Linked DNA regions of Homo sapiens: region 1 is linked to region 2. The links are chromatin loops, found by intact Hi-C in ENCODE. Cell type or tissue: gastrocnemius medialis. All regions are shown on one strand. Each heading gives the region's core, and the rest is flanking DNA. Links, peaks and the distances in the headings are about the cores only. Region 1 overlaps FRY (FRY microtubule binding protein). Region 2 overlaps FRY (FRY microtubule binding protein).

Region 1 (5,387 bases), core at 307-5,306, 170 kb after region 2:
TCTAACAGCCTCTTGCATTCTTATGACCTTTCGTATTTCATCATGGGTTAACTGAAACATGATATCTACTGAAATGTAGGAGAGTATCCTTTAGCTGTATCATCATATATTTAAAAACCTTCAGAATGCCAGCAATTTCCATAAACACCATATCTCACTTTATAGAAAAAAAAACATGCCTGTGTCCAGACCAAGAATACTGGCACTTCATATTGGAGACAATCCTGTTCAGATTTACTGAGTTAGATATACAGTGATTTAACTGCAAAAAGTAACAACAGAAAGAACCTGATAGGCTGTGTAGTGTGACAACTTCTTCTTATTCAGAATACTGAAAAGCAAGCCAGTCCAAGAAGCTGACCAACCTTAGAAAGTTAGGCTTGAGATCCAGCCACCAGTTATCAGTCAAGTTCAATAATGTACAACTCAGTCTCCTTCAGTCTGGCTTTAATGGTGCAGGAGAAATAACTGATGAATATCATGATGTTTACCGAAACCTCATTTTTCAGTGGAAGTATTCAAAACCCTTCACATTAATCAGTGACAGACAAGTGTCAGGTTTGTTCCTTTCGTATAAGAAAATGAGAGAATGAGAAAGCCAAGGTCACACACAGAAAAATAACAGAAAAACAGAGAAGAAAAACCCAATCTTGTATTTATACAGTTCAAACATTTTATTGATTTGACTTACAAAATAAACCATCTTATTGATTGGCCAAATCTCTCCTGCATAAACATAACATTCCAATGGAATTTTACCAAAGTATTGCCCTAGTTAATCTAATACCCTATTCTTTTCATGGCTGCCAAAATACATATTTACCTATTTAAGGCTAAACTCAAAGAAGTTGGCCTCGTGTTTCTTAAGCATAGGAAAAATTTTTAATGTAAATTTAATTGTATATTTCCATAATGTTGTGCTTATGGCATTAGCTGAGAAATCCTGGAATTGCAAAGCTGTCTTCCACTGCTAAATTACTTTGCACTTTGCAATTGATTAAGAACAGCAGAAGCAGTCAGAGTTGTATATCAAATTAGAGTTGATAAAAGCACTTAATGCAGATTTGAATGCCTTCTCAAAAAAGATTTCAACTCTCTTAAATTGACATGACAACAAATTCTTACAGCAGCATAAAAAGTATTAGCTGAAATGTTATGGCTTTGGCTTAAATTTCCATCTGCAGCTCATCAAATGACTAAACAGTAGAAAGGAATTAAACCAAATCAGACTCATTACAGAGTCTGATATGCTGGCAGAATATAAACTTTCACTGCTTAGCATCTGGAGTTTTGGGTGACTAACATTTAAATGCCTGTGCTTGTATATTCTGTGAAAAATAGAAAAGTGTAAGAATATAGGTGAGATATCTGATCATTAAATTTAACTTACGGAAATATATAATTTATTTTCTCTCTCACACACGTATGGGGGGGGAGGTGGGAGAGAGACAGAGAGAGAAAGAAAGAGAGAGAGAGACAGACAGACATAGCCCTTCTCTGTAATCACCCAAGTATTTTGAAGAGTGAGAGAACCACTCAGGATGAAAGACAACTGGCTTTAAATTTGTCCCATTGCAAAATTCTGATAAACATGGCAACTCCTCTTCACATTTTTCTAATGTAAGGAATGCCTGTCTGAAATGCTTGCTGCCCCATATTCTGAAATCTGGTCAAGTGTTCCAGGGTAAATAGCTTACATTTCCTCTTCTCCTTCAGCCATCTGCTAGAAGAAATATTTGAAATTGTTCTTACAGACCATTGCCTGTACTTCTGATGGTTCTCTGATGTAGTGAAAGTACAAATCCATAAAGTTAAAGTCAACAGAATCTATCAAACACATTCTCCCACAATAAAATTTTCTAGGGCCTACTCTGTCTCTGAAACATCATTGGATACCTCTCCCTAGGATCCCTGAAGTCCTGGAAACTTCTGCATTAATGTAACTGAATTCTGAATCGAACAAGGAAGGAAAGGAAGCTCTGAGAGCCTGGATGAAGGATCCAGGTGGGATGCATTTATGAAGCTCCCAAAACAAAGTGTGTGTTGTGCTTAGTTGATGCTCAGTAAACAGGTATTAAATAGTGCTTGCCTTGCTTCTCTGACACTGTTGCATGTTGGAGCAATAACCAAGAAAAATTAATGCTTAGGTAGTAAGATTTGCAGTATAATCCAGCACTGAAAGGTAAGTAAAGATGGTCTTATGGAAAAGCCCATTCCCATTGTTTCTCCAAGCCTAGAAGATGCAACCTTTTCAGCTCAAAGAAAGAGAAAGCATTCTCTTATTCACATAGCTGGCAGTTCAGTGATGGAGCAATGTTAAAAGGAATATGATGAATGGCATCTATCAAATGAAAGACATTAGTATGAAAGAAAATGAGGTTAAGTTGTGTCTTATCTTGTTCCACAAATGCCATTCGCGTTTCCAGGAACTGGTTACTTGCTAAATCTTCTGCACTGGGGTAGTGTGCAAATGGTGGATGGTTTCCAGAAGGCACCGCACTAAGAAAAATTATAAATGTTTAAATGTTTAAAAAAGAGGACTAAGAGAAATTCTAGGGTACAAATAAATTCGGAAAATCGTAATACATATGTTTTTGGACAGACTTACCTCTGTATTTCTTAAGTGATAAATACCAAGCTATATTGCATTTTTTAAAAGTTCTACATGAAGGTAAATACCATGGACGAAGATTATTATTTGTTCATTTAAATCTGATCTGAAACTTCTCAAAATATACCTACATGATGCCATGTGGGTATCTCATGCCACACAAACTGAACTTAGGAAGAATTAAGTCTTATTCTAAACCAGGAGCATTTAAGAAGAAACTAGCTAATTAATACTCAGTGCATCTCACTCGTCAAATGAGGTAATGTGTTTGAAGGTGCTGAGCAAACTACAAAGCACTAAATAAATGTAAGGTTTAGTACCAGTAACAGAACCTGCATAAAAAGCTTATATCTTTGTCTATTAGTCTACAGAACAGCCCCTAACATAGTAAAATGTCATTTCTCATTAGCCCAAACTCACATCTGACACCAGTTCAGTGTTAATATCACATAAGACTCAGAAATATGGAAGTTACTAATAAGACGATTAGGATATATGTAACCTATTTGACTCCTTAAACTGTACCCAAAAGTAAACTACTGAGTCATGGGTATTAAAATGTTTTGAAACAGCTGTCTGTTTAGGGTAGGATAGGAGAATCTTTGCATGTTATATCAGTTGAAACCTCTAAATATTGGCAACTTTCTCAAATGTCTCAGCTGTTCTCAGATTGTAAAATTATCCGGGTCATCTCTTCTTGCCTACTGCTGTTTGCTTTTCTCTTTCAATTCTTGTTGGGACTTCATCAAGCAGCATTCAAGAGCAGGCAAGTAAGTCAAAATTTATCTTGGTGCTGCCAGTCCTGTACATGATTTTATGATGGAGCAGGCCAGAGCTATCAAGTAAATGAGATACCTGAATTATAGATAGATTTCCATTATCCCTGGAAATATTCTCCCTGATCTCACTGCTAAAGACAATTAGTGAATTTGCTACTGTTTCCTAAACAGAAAAACAATATATCAGAGAACGCTCAGCAAGGCAAGCAAACTACCATTCTAAAGTAAACATCATTCATGCTTTTTTATTTACTTTTGAAACTAGGGAAAATACACATAAAATACTCCTAACAGAAGAAATGTGCCTTATTACTATAATCCTATTTTGTGAATGTCTATATACATTTAATCAAATGATCATAGGGCACAGAACTGTCTATGTATTGTTTGCAATAGACGGAAAAGACTTGTGAACACTTAAGGTCTTTCAAATAGGCCTATGCTGAGGGGATGGTGCTCTCCAGCACGTGTGTGTGTGTTTGTGTGTGTGTGTGTGTGTGTGTGTGTGTGTAAAACAGAGAGAGAGAGAAACAGAGAGACAAAGAGCAGGGAGGGAAGGAGAGAGGGTGAAGAAGGCTAAGAACTGGCAGGGACATCAGCCAACAAAACTAAAAATGAAAGTACCTATAAAGCACTAAGTTCCTCACAGTGTTCTTTATCCTTTGGTCCTTTGAGTGATTAAAACAAACAATGCAATTATCACCTGGACTGGGGGAGGGGTTTATGGAGCTTACTACCATCCTGGCTTTGAGCAAATCTCTATCTCAAGTCCTGATTTTTTTTTTTTTTCATCGAAAATGTGCATGACACTTAAACTCACAGGGTTATTGGAAAGAGTGAAGATAATAAACAGAGTGGTCATATGGCGTCCTTTGCTGAGGGCAGTCCCGGTTTGCACCCAGTGTCTCAGCATAATTATTAACTTTCACTCTCCAAAGTGTCACAGTTGGGAAAAACAATTTTGTGGTTGCCCTCTATATAAATCATGGAGCATAGTATTTTATACAGAGTGGCAGTTATTGTTATTCAAGAACTGTTCATGCATTTGAATGGGAAAAAAAAAACCCTCTGATTTGTCTTAATCATAAGCCCAGGGATAGATCCTTTCTATTTTGAGAACATGGATGTTGATTTGGGGTTTTATTTTTCCTTAGAGCTGTAAACTACGTTAGCAGAAGTGACCCCGTGGCCTTAGAGAGGGTGTGGATGGGACACTGGAGTAAGTCTCCTTCTAATTGCCTGGAGCAGTGCTGGGTACTTCCTCTATTTAAAGAACCCAATTAAATATGCTTGCACTTGATCTGTACCCCTTTGCTGGATTTAGGCAACTCAGTTAACCTTCTTAGTTTTCCACTTCTTTCAACCAAGTCTATACAGAGGTTAAAACTGAAATTAATTTTGAGATTTTCTTAAGCTTTTCTCATAGTGTCCTTCAGGTACACTTGCAACATAAACAGGCATCAATAAACACTGCTCTGCAGAGAATCTGAGATGTTTTCTAACCTCACTTGCACATGACTTTTCTCTTTGGCCCCAGAGCTGACCTCATACTAACCAGTATTTCTAGGTTGAACAGATCCTGGGCTTATCACTACAACTTAACTCACTACAACATACCTGAAAAATGCTGAATCTGATGCTCCTAAGTGATGCAAGATTTTTCTACAGCAACATTAGACATTTCACAATGCACACCAACACCTTCCTACTGCAAAGAGATTGTTCAGTTCCCCAGAGCAGTTCATTTGTCAATGAAATTCTAAATATGCGAAAGAGTTAATGGGCATTCAAAAGTTTCCCTCGATGGTGTAGCAAGATTTGCCATATGTTATAGGAAGGATTCACACTGCCCTGGAAAGAGCAAGGTGTTGAACAGATTCTGAATGTACCTTCATTCATTGGGCCCTGTGTGTTCATCAGGCATCCTGGGGTGGACAGAGACACAAGGACGCCCTTTAGAGCTTTCAGATTAGTGTGGGGGCTCACACACCAGCTCT
Region 2 (5,387 bases), core at 306-5,305:
CTTCCCTGGGCCACACTGGAAGAAGAACTGTCTACACTAACACAATAGCTGATGAGCTAAAAAAAATAAATAAAATCACACACACTCAAAATCTCATAATCTTTTAAGAAAATTTATGAATTTGTGTTGGGCCACATTCAAAGCTGTCCTGGGCCGCATGTGGCCTGTGGGCCGCAGGTTGGACAAGCTTGGTGTAAGAGATACGCAGTCTCTCTGTGTTCTCTAGGAATTAAAATCTGGTGGTTAAGTGTGTCTGTAAGCACCCATATATCAACATGACAGGGATTACAAGGAAGGAAGGGTGATAAGTAGACTGAGGAGAAAAAAGGATTTTAGGCTGAGGGCACAGCCTACTTTCATAGAAAAAAAAGAATACAGTAGACAAATAGTGTAGGTGCTATATGGGATCAACGGAATAGTGGTGTCCATTGGGAGAGCATATTCATAGACATATGTTTGCACATATATGTGAATATGATCAATCAATGTTATAGGTAGATAAATATCAGTATAAAAGAATCTGACATGTATGAATATGTGTGATATATATGGGTAGATAATTGCATCAGGCTTTCCAATGACCAGCAGAGATATGGTGACAGAGCAGGAGTAAGAGCTAAACAAGAAAATCTCTCTTGAAGATGTTCTGTGATCTTGATATTAGAGAGATTACTGGCTTCTTAAGTTCAAAGGCACCACTAAAACCTCTAGGCAGGACACTCAGAACTCTGGCCCTAAACAGGCCTTTGTAATGAGATGGTAATACATGGAGATCTATCATCTTTCTACCTCAAATAAAATTCAGACAGGAAACTCAGACAAAACAATAAATGATCAAGAATGTTATAGTCTAGTGAGAAAGTAAAAATATCTTTAGAGAAATACTGTGACTTTTATCATGAGGTAGTTTTCCAAAGAAGGTAATATTAATAGCAAATATAGATTTTAAAAAGTAACATGCTAATTAATAATCTTGTACCTTCACTAATATGTGGAATATAAAAACCTTTATTCATTCCTGAGAAAGAAATAAAAGGCTTTATTAGAGAACTTCAAAGGACAAGGTCTATAATTCGTGATCTGCTGGGTTTGGGCTTTTAGTCTGAAGGGAAGCCCGTATGGATGAGCATCTGCCTGAAGGTAACACAGCTGCCCAGTGATGCAGTGAGGAATCTGGCTGGTGCCTGAATTAGGGAAGGAGCCTTCAGAGCCCCAAGGGCAGGCAGCCCTGTGCCAGGTCATCTCCACGCCAGCCCCTACTGTGCCCCAATACACATGATGAAATCCTCAGGATGCTCAGGAAGCACTGTGGGCTTACTGGGGCATTTTGGGCTAAGTGAGTTATTTTCACCACTGGATCCCCTAAATTACCTTTAATATGAATTCATGAGCATCTCATCCTTTTTACTAATTTCTTAAGTAAAAGGGCTCCCTCATTACCTTTCACTATAAAATGCTCAGCTGAAGCACCGTGAGGATCATCCTAATTTTCATTTTTTTTAAATTGAGTTTTGTTTTTCTCTCCTGGTTTGTCTCCCTGCTCTTCACAATCAACTGCAGGAAAGAGTGACTCTGATTTGACTACTGATGAGTAGTTCATAGGCAAGGCAATAAGAAGGCTGAGATATAGGGGAAATATTATTATTAAAGAGCTAATGTGGAGGGAACGGAGACTTTTTTAGCAGGAAAAGATAGTGTTTTGGTTAACCAAGACAGCACAAAGCAAAAGTAAAATAATAATAATCATGTTTCATAGAACTCATCTCAAGATGACTACTCTATCCCTAAGAAATTATTCAACTATCAGATTCGAAAATTTCACATGGCAATTCTAATTCCAGATGGTCTGTGTCCATTAGCAGAACAACTCATGGTTTTTACTAAGCCCTGAGGTATGCGAAATTCCACCACCACCAGAACAACACCCTTCTTAATCTTTCTCTTCTCTGACTTTGCACAGAAATAACTGTTATCTTTAGGGATATACTGAGTAGAGTTGGAAAGTAAGTCTGAGTTTCTAAAAACAAAGAAGGATTTTTATGTACGTGTAAAATTTATGAAACTCCACAAACCTGTATTGATGTCTATGTATAGATTATTGCAGAACATTACACTGGATATTAAGTCAAATTTGTGTACCAACCTTTCATCAGATTCTTTCAATATCTTGTTCTCCTCAGCATCTGGGAAATTTTCCTGGCCAGCAACCACTGTATTGCTGCTAGAGGTGGTTCCTGTAGATGGGAATGGAAGAAAAACACTTATAAAAAGATGCAAGCTGAGGGGTCAAGCTCAAGTCTCAAGTAATTCCAGGGAAAGATTTCCTGTAAATTCTTATGTTTGGAAGATTTTTTACATCTTCTGCACAATCTCAGACATTCTAAACAATCTTCCAAGCCCACACCACTGAAATGAGAGAATCGTAGACATCTGTTATGGTCAAACCAAATTCCTTAACTCTCGTAAAGCAAGCCTACATTCTTGAAACCTCTTCTTCCTGGCCACTTAGGCAATGAGCTTATTTATAGTGGCTGGCCCTGCTGTTGGCTGCTTTAGTATTTCTGGGTCCAGGAGTTACTAAACTAATGCTAGTGAAGTAAGGCCAAGCACCTAGCACTTCTGATTGCTGTGCTACTGCTTCCCTGTAAGAACACTGCTCTGGTGGCAGGGTGTAGGGCGAACAGAGGAGACAGTAGACTCAGGGAGGAGAGGAATTGGAAGGCAGTTACTGCATGAGGTCAGCAGAAGGGAGGCAGACTTCAAGGAATTTGAGGAGGATGGCATATATTTCATGAAAGGTTGCTGAGACACCAATTAACCAAAAGTGATAATACTTTTGGGGGGAATTTTAATCAACGCTGAAGGAATATAGCCAAGGGAGGGTCCAGATACAAGAAGGGGGATCCAGAAATGAGATTCCTGAGTGACTGCAATGTCCTGGCTGGGATCGGCTGAAATACAAAGTTCTGTGATGGAGGATGCTTGAGCCACAGATTCTCAGTCATCTTTACAAGATCATTTCATTAACCCTATGATCCCTAAGAAACTCAGTTATTCTCTTTTTTTTGAGATACAGTCTTGCTCTGTCGCCCAAGCTGGAGTATAGTGGTGCAATCTTGGCTCACTGCCACCTCTGCCTCGTGGGTTCAAGTGATTCTCCTCCTGCAGCCTCCTGAGGAGCTGGGAGTACTGGCGCGTGCCACCACATCCGGCTAAGTTTTTGTATTTTTAGTAGAGACGGGGTTTTGTCACGTTGGCCAGGCTGGTCTTGAACTCCTGACTTCAGCCTCAGCCTCCCAAAGTGCTGGGATTACAGGCGTGAGTCACCACGCCCAGCCCATGTCTCAGTTATTCTTAAGCCATCTCTTAACTGAATGCACACACAGGAATAAGAAAAAAGTAACAAACACATTCTCATATCCTTTCAGGAATCTACATGAAGGAAACCCCAGGGATCTGTGACCAGGTGTCTGCCCGGTTGCTCTTCTTACCTGAGGCTGCTGCGGAAGCCTTGCTACTGGCCGTGAAGCGGTAGAAGGGCGGGTTGTCACAATGCTGGACGATGGGGTTCACGGGCTCTGTCTGCTGCAGCTCAAAGAGAAGCTCTTCCATGGTTTGAATGGTGTTGTTACGGCACAAGTATATTGCCACTTTTTTAATCTGAGAAGGAAAAAAGAAAACAAGGGATGTTTCACAGAGCCTAGTCCACAGGAACACTAGGCCAGTAAACCTCTCATTTAGATAAGTTGTCATCATGCAGGAGCTGTCACCGTGATAGCTAATCTTTGTGCTATCCTAGGATGGACCAAGGACTTGGATTAAAATTCACCTCTCTTCATCGGCACGTCTGATAACAGTGTGTTCTTAAAGCCCTTACCTTTTCTAATGGCTAAGTTTTTAAAAGTTACTTTTGAGGTACGTGAATTCTATCTAAACTGAAAACTTGCCATCAAAGTTCTCATCTTCAGAAATAATTTTATTTATACAAACCCTGGGGAAAAACTGCTAGTTATTTTTGTTTAAAAAGGAATCCAGTCCCCTGCTATTCTCTTCTCCCCAAGAAACAAATGAGTTTTAGCTGTTTTTATGGTTTTAAATTTTAAAAATAACTCTGGATTAAAGCTCCACATTATTGCAGGCCTCATAGTCCAACCTGAGCCCTGCAAGCTGCAGTGAGGCTTATGTGGACTCAAGGCAGCAGGAAGACATAAACCTGTCACAAAAACAACCAGCACAGAAATGCCAATTGAGTTTGGGTTTTAAAAATGCTGTCATTCTGTTGATCCTATCACTTTTAAATACCAACTGTAAATATCAGACATTTCAGAAGGATTTCTCCATGCTTACTTCTCTCTTCTACCACTTGAATTTGAAGAGAAAAACCTGCATACTCTGCTTTCTTATTCTGTTTCAAGAGCATCAAGATGTAAACATGAAACATTCTTATTAGTAATAATACAACACTTTACTTAGTGTCTCTTACATAGTAGGTCCAATGTTTATAGAAGGCAGCTTTCAGTAACTGCTAGAAAAATATCCACCTGCTATATCAATAGGTTTCTGCGTCCCAAGGCTCAGAGTAAGGAGATGACAGAGGCATCACTAGCACACATAGCCTGTGTCTAGGGGGCAGAAGGGAACTTTTATGTAATATCTGGATGAGCTCACAGGAGATTCATGTGACTAACTGGACATTTCTATTTTAGCTGGAGCAAAGAGCACATTCTGACTTGCAAATTGCACATGGGAGTCCCTGCAGGAATAATCACTCTTGAAGGGCTGAGAGACACTTACATAGGGTAGGAGAACTGTGTCGCTGCTGACCCCACAGAGGCTAATCAGGAACTGCAAGGTGATCCTCAGGTTGTTGCTCCATTTCTCATTGTTGGCTAAAGCATTCCAAGCATTTTCCATTTCTGGCCCAGGAACTTCATCTCCATACTATAACAAAATAAAAACCGGCCCAAGAGATGTGTGAAAACTGTAAGGACGCAAAAGGTTTGACTGAAAGTAGTTTTGAGGGTCATGACCGTCTCAAAATCATAAGAAGGGGTAAACATGACCATTTATCAGAAAGATGCCATCTTTCAGTAAACAGTAGTTAATAATGCACAAATCAATCATGCATAATACCTATTCATGTGAGTTTTTTAAATATTAGGCTTATTTTTATTTTTATTATCATTCTTAAAATTGCTGTAAAATACGCATAACATAAAGTTTACCATCACCACTATTTGTAAGTGTACAGCCTGTGGCATTAAGTCCATTCATATTTCTGTGCAACCATCACCACTATTTATCCCCAGTCATGTGATTTTTAAAGGAATCCCATTTTCCCCGGGGTTTGACTAACCCAGGGTTTTTTTCTGATGATGGAGCCATGC

What was found. Peaks named below come from ENCODE experiments on the same cell type or tissue, not always from the same donor. Only the 100,000 strongest peaks of a DNase experiment are listed, where the experiment ranks them.
Region 1: it touches region 2 in a loop (2.4-fold over the local background); 8 of 110 quality-filtered maps call a loop at or near these places.

The regions. Positions count from the first base shown.
Region 1 is chr13:32,035,542-32,040,928 of GRCh38, reverse strand. All of the region lies in intron 1 of FRY (FRY microtubule binding protein), which reads right to left. Among named protein-coding and RNA genes, the nearest start is that of FRY, 6.5 kb to the right of the region's middle. In gastrocnemius medialis, for the core only: no CTCF peak of the experiment used is centred there; no DNase peak of the experiment used is centred there; H3K4me3 peaks cover 789 bases; H3K27ac peaks cover 368 bases.
Region 2 is chr13:32,209,139-32,214,525 of GRCh38, reverse strand. FRY (FRY microtubule binding protein) reads right to left here. Exons shown (of 61, transcript NM_023037.3): 33 at 4,795-4,941; 34 at 3,492-3,660; 35 at 2,144-2,234. Among named protein-coding and RNA genes, the nearest start is that of ZAR1L, 100 kb to the left of the region's middle. RefSeq lists an enhancer at 3,187-4,386. In gastrocnemius medialis, for the core only: no CTCF peak of the experiment used is centred there; a DNase peak (open chromatin) is centred at 2,596.